Regions from separate parts of the Homo sapiens genome. Here all the other regions are linked to region 1. The links are chromatin contacts, found by Hi-C in ENCODE. All regions are on one chromosome and are shown on one strand. The core of a region is the stretch at or near the end of the contact, and the rest is flanking DNA. Distances in the headings are between cores, read along the strand shown.

Region 1 (3,186 bases), core at 394-2,893:
TTACAGGTGCCTGCCACCATGCCTGGCTAATTTTTGTATTTTTAGTAGAGATAGGGTTTCACCACATTGGCCAGGCTGGTCTCGAACTCCTGACCTCAAGTGATCCACCTGCCTTGGCCTCCCAAGTGCTGGGATTATAGGCGTGAGCCACTGCGCCCGGCCCATGATTTCTTTTTTTTTAAATATTTAAATCTTTGATGTTTTTTTTTGGTATGAGGAATGAGGAGTGATTCCAACCTTCTTTTCCCCAAATGTGATCCAGTTGTCCCAGTGTCATTTATTTAATCACCTTCCTTCCCCCACTGCTATGACTGCTCCCTTTACTGTATATACCTACATAAAAGCAGGTACTTACCATAGGTCCTGCCCTCAGGTCAAGCGACCTCGATGTTACTGTACTTTAGTTGTCCTGCACATCCCTTCTGAACCACCTCTCCCCTATGGTGCATAAGCTCTGGGTCTGGGAGTGATGGGTCAGGAGCCACCCATGTTCTGATGAACCCCAGTTCTGGGAAGGCCTCTAAGATTTCCAGTTATCTGCTGTTCCTGTGGAAGAGCAGGTGCTTACCATAGGTTTAAATATGGTATGAGGATATGAGGATATAAAAAATACCATGTTTATAGGGTTAGGGTTAGGGTCCCTCCCCCAACACTGGGGATTACAATTCAACATGAGATTTGGGTGGGGACACAGAACCAAACCATATCAGTCTCCAACATAGCTTTTCAGGGGGACACAATTCAGCCCATGGTAGTGGTTCTCACCATGTCCTGTGGGCCATCCAGCCCTAAATTCCTCCGCAGCCACTCCCAGGCTCCTGGGGCCTTCTTGGGATTTGTGGCTGTGCATTCGATGCTGCCATTTTCCTTTCTTCCGACTTCTGATCCTTGCAGAATTGTTGGCTGGTTGAATTTGGGTGGGGGAGGGAGCATTCAACTCAGCCCATAATATGCACCAATATGAATCACGTTTAAAAAAGTCTCAAATTTGGTTCTAAAATAAGATGTACTTTGGTGGACGGTTATGATAGCTCTTTCTTCTTAGACGAGTGCAGCAGTGTTTGCCAGGGCCAGTGCTTGGCTTGGTGGTCCCAGGCCTGTCCTTAAGCTCTTCAGCACCACAGGCTGCAGCCTGGAGACAGGCACTGGCTTAGGCCTTTGGCCCCCTTGGCTGCCCAGCTTGAGGCCGGCTCCGCCCCCTTCTCACCACTTTCCATCTTTCCAAAGAACCAGGTCTCGGAGGGGAACATTAAGCTGCAAAACAACATTGTCATCCGCTCAGCCTCAGGGAACGCTGGTAGAATTCCCTTTCAGGCTTGTTTTTTTCTTTTTCTTTTTTTTTTTTTTTGAGACGGAGTCTTGCTCTGTCGCCAGGCTGGAGTGCAGTGGCGCGATCTCGGCTTGCTCCAACCTCCGCCTCCCTGGTTCAAGCGATTCCCCTGCCTCAGCCTCCTGAGTAGCTGGAACTACAGGTATGCGCCACCACGCCTGGCTACGTTTTTGTATTGTAGTAGAGACGGGGTTTCACCATGTTGGCCAGGGTGGTGTCGATCTCCTGGCCTCGTGATCTGCCCGCCTTGGCCTCCCAAAGTGCCAGGATTACAGGCATGAGTCACCATGCCTGGCCCAGGCTTGTTTTTTTTTTCAAGCACACAGTGAGGAAGTCAACAAGAGAATGTGGGTGGGGCATGGGTTGGGATGGCGTTGGTGACAGGACGTCCACTTCCAGACGGTGTCAGCAGGGGTCAGACTTGGCTCACAAACACCAAAGCGACCCACCCAGGGAGAGGAAGGAAAAAAGAGTGTCTTTTGTTTTCTTTTTTTGGGATTTCCTATTGGTTCATAGAGTAGACAGTTTACACCCAATCATGATAATCCCACCAGGCATTTCCGTCTCTGCCCTTTTCCAGCCCAGCTCTGTCCGCAAGGCTCAGTCCATACAGCGAATGGTTCCTTCTGGAGGAACAGAACCACTGAACTGGGGTCCTCTGCCTTGGGGGTGGAATGAGGGTCTGACAGAACCAGAAGCATAGAATATCGAGAAAATGCTATTTCTTGCACACTAGATCTGGAGATCTGGAGATCTGAGTTTCAAACCCATCTCATTCTCCTTGCAAAACCTGTGAGCAGCCCAGCAGGATGAGAGGGGAATTACCTGTGTCTGGCTTTGCCCAGGGTGGAGGACCTGGAAGCTTCACCCCTGAGAAGGTGAATCCAGAGATTCATTACAGACCACCTGAACACGTGACTGTGATTTCAATGCCATACCTTGACTTGCAGCACTTTAATTCATCATCATGATTAGCGAGCGTGGCACTGTGGTATCCAGGAGGGACTTGGACCCAACCACACACTTGCCGAGGAGAAAGAACAACCACCCAGGTGCCCAGCGGTGGGGTGTATTTGTTGCAGGACGTACTGCCCAGCCACCTACATCCCAGTGAATCCATCTCTTCTCTAGTCGGTATCTGCTGGGATGCGTCTAGAACAATCTCCCTGAAGACGTCATTTCGGTATGGCCTGGACTCGAAGCAGGCCTGTGAGTGGGGTGCATGCTCTGCTCTCTGTGGCTGTGTCAACTTCAAACTTCTTTATGTTTGGACACAGAAAAACTACATCATTAGTGAAATAAAACAAGGGACAGACAGATGCGTCTTTTTCTCAGGAGGTCGTGTTTGATTGACTAAAACAGCAAGGAAACTTTTATTGGGTCTGGCCTCCTGTGCATTCTACACAATGTGGGCCGTTTTTGTCACAGCCCGGGGTGTTCACCATCTTTATTTCTACAAGAGCTCCCTTTGTGTTCTGCCCTCCACTTGCCTGGGTGCTCACAGGGGAGGCTGAGGGTGCAGCATGGGTCCTTCCTGCCCTGTCTCTGCATTCACACTATAAAAGGCACTCACAGAGCCACCACCACAGCCCCAAACTGCAATCATGAAATAACACCTGCACTGGATCAGGGGGCTAGAAGAGATGAAAGACCGATGGACTGTCACTACACCGTGCTGGGATCTCTGCCTGCAGCATGAGGCACCACATGTGTGGGCTGTGGGAGCAGGTGTGACCTGTGGGCTGGGGCATGAGACTCCCCACTGGGGAGACCCCATCCCCTGCTGGACCAGCTTCCTCAGCATCACCATCATGGACAGACTCCACTTTGCTCGTGGCCCTTCTTTTGGGGCCCCA
Region 2 (3,306 bases), core at 323-2,822, 630 kb after region 1:
GGTTTCTCTGAACAGAATGTCGGTAGCAGTGTCTGCCTGCCTTAGCGGGACAGGCTGGCTTGCTCTTTATCCGCGTCTGCCTTAAGCTCCCAGCCCCTTTCACCACCTGCTCCTCCCCTTTCCTCCCCAATGCCCCCAAGAAGTAAAATGTTTAAGACAGTGTGGTGAGCCTGGCTGGAGGGGTCCTGAGTAGCGCGTAGAGACAGGAGGGGCAGGGGTGGGGGCTTATTCAGGGCCGGGCCTCTTAGGCAGGCAGAGAGGAGCCACACCTGGGTCCCCTGCAGGTCCCCAAATGCCACCAGATGCCCTGGGAGGCAAGGGGTGTGGGGTAAAGCCACATTTTATAATGTTGTAGACATTTTAGTGTTTGAAATGTATTAATTATTTAGTTGCATCGTTTTTTAAAATGAATTCTGAATAGCTGAAATAAAATGCTGGCATTAATACATCAGTTGCCAGATTTATTTTACAGAATACCAAATTCCAGTATTGTCATCGTGCTATCACGCAACAGTTGCTAGTACATACCAGCGCATGCTTGTGCTCATTTGTTTTTTTGATACTTTGCTATTTTTTTTTTACTTGAAAATACGTCTTGGAGATCTTTTTATATCGGAACATGTAAATATTGCCTGGTTTTATCTTTCAAGCCCTTCGTACGATTCATATAACCAGACCCTTTATTTTATAAAGTTTCTGGTTGTTTTGTTATAGTCATTTATTATTACAGTGTTGCAAGAAACACTGTTGCATATTATTACTTTACATTTTTTTCCAGAAATTCTAGCCCTGACCAGGGAATTAGTCAGTGTCAGGGACCAAGTGGGAGGCTGTTAGTAGTCGTGAGAGCCTGTCACCAGCAGGTGGAGGCAGGGGCCCAGCCAGTAGGTTTTCTGTGTGTGTGGAGGAAAACGTCTTGTTCAGAATCACATCATGGGCCTTGAACTACTCAGGAATGATCTACAAGAACTTACTGTGGCCAGTAAGAATATGACACCAGGTATTGAAAGCTATAAAAAAGGCATCCCCTGTTCGGGATTAGAAATTATAAGTATTTAAAAAACATCAGTTTTCCCCACGGTAATTTGTAAATGGATTGACTCACAATCCCAGTAGAGCAAGCTTTAAAATTTCCTCTGTCTGGCAGTTGTGTTTATTTTGAAACTGTTGGCAGATTTTCTTTGTTAAATGGAAGAAAAAACATTACTGTCACCAATGCTGGCTGTGGTGGGGAGGTCAGAATGTGGAGATGCCATCTCTTCTGTATTTTCTGGGTTTTCTGTGACTGTGTATTAGTTTTGAAATTTGGAATATGTTCATTTTAGAAGCAGGAAGAGGGAAGTGCTGGGGTCTGGGCGTGTCAGCAGTGACCGGCACTCTTTTTTTTTTTTTTAATCAAAAGGATTGACAGTAACTTTTTCAGGTGGAATCACTCTTCGGTCATTGGTAATAGGCCTGCAGGTGCCGTCCCCACCCGAGGCCAGGAGTTGTGCAGCTGTGTGTGCAGGCAGCGGGCTTCATCGTGGGGCCTTTGCTCCCCCTGCTGGCCCAGCCGCGCAGTTTTCTCGTAGCCAGGGAGGTCTTCTGGCCCGGCCTTTAGAATTCTGGCAGGAGCTGGTGGATGGTCACCCCTGCATCTGGTGAGGGTGGAATCACAGGGGAACCGTTGACCAGCTTACTACAGAGCTGTGTTCAGGCTCAGTAGTTCTTCCCCAAATGTGGAGGGAACACGGTGGCCTGGGAGTGCAGGCTGCCCACCGCCCTGGGCAGGCACAGTGAAGGCGCCTCTTCGGGGCTGGGGAGGCTGCCTTTGGGCTGGGTCGCCCTGTTCCCTGGTGCGTGTCAGCCTCACGGTCAGGTGTACCAAGCCGCACATGCCTGTGCCCCCTGCGGAGGGCCTTGTACAGTGCTGTCCCTGCCAGCGCACCACAACCTCTGACTCAGCCCCTATGCCAGGGCCACCCTCTCTCCACTGGCTGTGTGAGTGAGGCTTTGGAGTATTTCAGCTTCTTAAGATTGGCTTCTTAAATTACAGGTAGATTGAAACCATCTCGCGTCCGAATCCCAATCACCACTCATATTGTCAAGGTTGAAGGGAACCTTTAGTCATGCTTGTATTAATCTATCTCTCACCGAATTCTCCCGCCGGGTTGCCATGGGCACGCAGGGAAGTTTACCCACCGCCCCGGCGTTGCTCGCGTGGTCAGGGCTCGGCCAGGCCCTGGCAGGAGTGAGTGAACCTGATGTTGCAGTCAGTCCCTCCCGGCCTCTGGGCACAGTCACTTCCCAGGTCTCACCGCTGGTGGACTGACCGGGATCCTCGGGGGCCGGCCCACACCCTCACCAGTACCGCACGGGCCGCTGCCTGTGCCTGCCCCAGGGTCTCGGGCATGGGCCCCCAGGTGGGCTGCGTGGGGGTGTGGCCGCCTCTGACTCGCTGTGTCCTTGAAGGCATGAAGACCAAGCACGCGCTGCGCCACCACATGAAGCTGCACAAGGGCATCAAGGAGTACGAGTGCAAGGAGTGCCACCGCAGGTTCGCGCAGAAGGTCAACATGCTCAAGCACTGCAAGCGGCACACGGGTGAGTCCGAGGCCCGGGCCGCGCCAGCCACGGCGCTCACTGTGTAGGGAAGCCAGGTGGGCCGTGGGAGAAGAGAGAGCCGCCTTGAGACGATTCCTCTTTGTGATTCCCACTGAGTGCCGGGTTCCCCAAGAGAGCTTCCTGGGGCCGGGGTGAGCAGCTGCATATCTCAAAAGGTCCCCCTCCCACAGGGGCCTCGTCACCGGAGAGCATGCTGCACAGCTCACTTCCGGCATTGGGAGACTGGTCAGTCTTTAAATGTTCCTCCCGTTCAGCTGTTTCCCCCTCAGGAATGTGCACAAGAAATAGCGACCAGACAAGGGCCAGGGATGTGCATGCAAGGTTGCTTGTCATCTTTTGAGTTAGGGAAGGCGCTGGAAGGTCAGACGTGGCCTCGGTAGGGCACTGGCTAAGCCATGGTGAATCCAGAAAAGAGCAAGGTGTCCGCTCGGGTGATGTGTGTACTACGCTGATGTGCATAGAAAGGAGTCGGTGACGCGACAGGTCAAAGAGCAGCCTGTGCCATCTCTAACACAAGGCCAAGATCTTAGAAAACACTAGAGCAGCCTGCGCCATCTCTAACACAAGACATTCTTATAAAACACTACAGCAGCCTGCGCCATCTCTAACACAAGGCCAAGATCTTAGAAAACACTAGAGCACCCTGCGCAATCACTAACACGAGGCATTCTCATAAAACACTAGAGCACCCTGCGCAATCAC
Region 3 (3,351 bases), core at 249-2,748, 840 kb after region 1:
TCCTGGATTATGTGCTCCCTCCCAGAGGCATCAACCACACCTGCCTGTCTCTCACCATGCTGTGCCAAGCACAGACGTCAGCCTGACCAGCACGGAACAGGCCACCAGACCGTAAAATCCATGGCAACAATCACACCACGCATTTCAATGGCCCATTCGAAATTTCCCCAGTGTAATCAGGCCATCTTGGCATGCGTCTGGCGGCAGAGACCAGGGAGGTTTGCAGCCGACACTCTCCACATATCAAGCTGAAGTGCCCGTGTCTCGGCGCAGGCTCTGTCGTCCGCCCGTCACACCGTGGCTTATCTTTTCGTGTGTCTTCTGGGTTGAGTTCATCAGTGCAGAGGCTAAGACTGGTCTGGTCTCCATGGAGTATCTAACCCTGTGCCTGGTCATAGCAGGGATTCAATAAGGCACGTGTGCGGAATGGATGAATGAGCGGATGAATGAACAGAAGGAGCGAGCTGATTTACAAAGAGTGGTAGGGAGGGGCCAGGGGAGCTTCCATTCTCTGAACTCATGGAAATGCATGAAATTGCCCGGAGCATCCACAGCCAGAAGCTGAAACTGCAACCTCTTCCCATGAGATCTGCGTTTCCTGGGGCCTGTGGCCATCCTGGCCTCCCGTTCACGCACGCTGTAGGAGAGGCAGCCAGGCAGAGCGAGTCCCAGCCCGGTTGCCTGGGCTTGTTCCCAGGCCTAAGGAGCCAGCTTCCCACACTGTGCTCCAGGATCCCATCAGCTGCCGCAGCATCAAAGCCAGGTCCAGCCCCTGCAGCTAAAGTTGCTGGAGGCAGACACACATTCCTGGGTGTTTTGGCAGTAAGACTTCCCGGCAGAGGGCAGGGAAGGAATCTGGGAGGTGCCGCCTTTCTTATGAGGACACATTCTGAACCAAACTACACAGAAGCTGTCCCCCAGGCTGAGGCCCAGCCCTGGTTGGATGGCAGGGGCTGTGGGCACTGTCGGGGTCGGTGGGGCGGGGGGGTGCCCTGTGATGGACTGTGGAGCCACACTGCCCCCTGCCGTTAGTTCTGAGTGACGCTGTTCATTCTTCCCACCCAAATATTCTCCCAAATGTCCGCAGCCCTAGAGAGCTCGACCTCCAATCCTTGCTTTGCTCACACTCAGCCCCTTCAGCACTTCAGGAAGGCAGGGATTTGAACAACTGAACTCAAGGCATTTGGCAGGGGCCAGTTTTGCTAAGAAAAGAAAAGAAAATGCCTCTTTTATTGTTGCAATGCCCCAGACAAAGGCAGAGAACAGTTCATGTCACCCTCAGGAATACCTAAGGATACTGAGCACATGTCTAAATGGGATGAGAGGTGGGCGTCGGGAGTTCTACCGCCTGCCCCCTTTATTCCCTGAGAAGGGGCGTTGCCTTGTCTTCAGGATCTGTGTTTCTGGATGTCCACAGCAGACTGCATGACCTCCTTCTTAGGCAGATGTGGCAGGTGTGGCTACACCAGTCAAGACGGGGGAGAGAGCTCCCTCCTCTGGAAGCTTCAGTTCTGAGCCCAGGTGTTTGTCCTGCACTCAGGATATGCTGGTTTCTAGCAAACAGGAATCACAGAGAGACACTTACCTTCCGGTTGATGTGAGCGGTCATGAGTGCATGTCGGTGCATCTTCACAATGCAGAGAACCAGACCAGTCCACGCATAATATGTGGTGGCAGAGCCCCCACTGCCATGCATAACATGTATGTGGTGGAGCCCCAGCTGCCATGTGTAACTGATGTGATGGAGCCCCAGCTGCTGGGCTGCACCTCACAGTCTTGAGGAACTGGCACTTGTTGCCAAAGCTGGAGAGAAGGTGCCATGCCCAGGGCCTCCATCTTGCCTGTGGCCATTGCACCTTCCGCCTTACACTGAGACTCCCAACCCCCTTTGCACAGGACGCAGAGTGCCTCCAGATGTGATTGAAAAATTAAGGTGATATAAAACACAGTGCAATAAAACACACCGTCGTATACACTTAAGGCACAAGTGGAATCCTGAGGCAGAAGGACACCCATTGAGCACCCTCGAGAGGTCGCTCCTTGGGCTTCAACACCAGCACAGGAGGCTGTTCAGAAGGGGAAGCCCAGAAGGAAAGAAAGGGATGAAGCTGCTGTATCTGAGAGAATGGCATCTAAAAGGTGAGTGAGAATTCTGAGTCTTCTCTTTTTAAACAACTCTCTGGATGTGGTGTGGGCTTCAGTGGTTGCACCTGTTTGCTCAGGAGTATGTTCTGTATGGGAGGTGGAGGCTGTCTGCAGTGGTCAGCTGAGCCTTGGCTACCCACAAACGCTGCAAGGGCGGATTCCCTGGGAGAGGAGGGAAGACATTGTCTTGTAAGTCATGCTTTTGTAATACTCACTAAACAAAGATAATTAGACAAATATAAACAAAAGTAAACAGACAGGCCTCGGAGAAGTTTCTGAGATGTCCCAGCAGACATCCATCCTGGCAAAGCTAACAGGGACTGTCCAGCTCTCACGACCTGGAATTACACTTAAGACCTTTCTTCTTGAGGTGGCTCACCTACAACAACTTACTTTTGTATAATTTATAATTTATTGCATGCACCTTAATTCCCTCCTTAACTCATGAACCCCATTCTCATTTTTTCTCTTTGCTCCTGGCTTACTGCCCCCATCCTGTTATCTCTCCTTTTTTACTTTCTTTTCTTTTTCTTTCTTTTTTTCTTTTTGAGACGGAGTTTCGCTCTTGTTGCCCAGGCTGCAGTGCAATGGCGCGATCTCGGCTCACCGCAACCTCCCCCTCCCGGGTTCAAGTGATTCTTCAGCCTCAGCCTCCCAAGTAGCTGGGATTACAGGCGCACACCAGCACACTCAGCCAATTTTTTTGTATGTTTAATAGAGACCAGGTTTACTTTGTTGGCCAGACTGGTCTCGAACTCCTGACCTCCTGATCCAGCCGCCTCGGCCTCCCAAAGTGCTGGGATTAAAGGCGTGAGCCACCGCGCCCGGCCTCCTTTTTTACTTTCTAATGACCCTTTATATTGCACAAGACTGTTAACATCCTCCCATGAGGAGTTCTCAGCGCATTCCTGTAATTTGGACCATGAAACAGGGAATCAATCCTTTTTAGAAAGCAGAGGATTTAAATCACCTGAAGTCCTTGTGTTCCTTCTACCATTGACAATCGCCTCTAAGAAAGTAACAATCAAACTCCCCAAGCACCCCCCAGACTTTCTCAATACACAACTGTGGCGGTTGGTCTGGACCTTCTATCTGCTAGGGGACCGAGGACCTAGGGGACTGGACACGTAGACGTGTACCACACTGTCCCCTGCTGGCTGAAAGTGCTATGTCTCCCCTTTCTGCTCTCACTGCCCTGCTTCCTAG

Evidence for each region. Hi-C counts contacts between places; a loop is a spot of excess contacts on that map. Pooled maps may share reads with other maps.
Region 2: a map of posterior cingulate gyrus shows a loop between it and region 1 (21-fold over the local background). The contact joins two enhancer-like sites. A Hi-C loop is called at or near these places in 4 of 168 maps with a recorded cell type or tissue (CD14-positive monocyte, dorsolateral prefrontal cortex, mammary epithelial cell and 1 more) and 17 of 50 pooled maps.
Region 3: a loop to region 1 is called in a map of mammary epithelial cell, with 9 times the contacts of the local background. The contact joins two enhancer-like sites. A Hi-C loop is called at or near these places in 4 of 168 maps with a recorded cell type or tissue (A673, HCT116, PC-9 and 1 more), 1 of 37 single-sample maps with no recorded cell type and 7 of 50 pooled maps.

The regions. Positions count from the first base shown.
Region 1 is chr21:42,448,673-42,451,858 of GRCh38, reverse strand. No RefSeq gene overlaps it. Among named protein-coding and RNA genes, the nearest start is that of RSPH1, 46 kb to the left of the region's middle. Within about 2 kb of position 1,643, at least 3 of the 41 ENCODE cell types and tissues checked have a DNase peak (open chromatin) inside an H3K27ac peak, as active enhancers do.
Region 2 is chr21:41,814,982-41,818,287 of GRCh38, reverse strand. It overlaps PRDM15 (PR/SET domain 15), which reads left to right. Exons shown (of 24, transcript NM_001040424.3): 19 at 2,452-2,583. Among named protein-coding and RNA genes, the nearest start is that of RIPK4, 50 kb to the right of the region's middle. RefSeq lists an enhancer at 1,383-1,432. Within about 2 kb of position 1,572, at least 7 of the 41 ENCODE cell types and tissues checked have a DNase peak (open chromatin) inside an H3K27ac peak, as active enhancers do.
Region 3 is chr21:41,610,503-41,613,853 of GRCh38, reverse strand. No RefSeq gene overlaps it. Among named protein-coding and RNA genes, the nearest start is that of PCSEAT, 32 kb to the right of the region's middle. RefSeq lists enhancers at 586-1,249, 3,091-3,351. Within about 2 kb of position 1,498, at least 20 of the 41 ENCODE cell types and tissues checked have a DNase peak (open chromatin) inside an H3K27ac peak, as active enhancers do.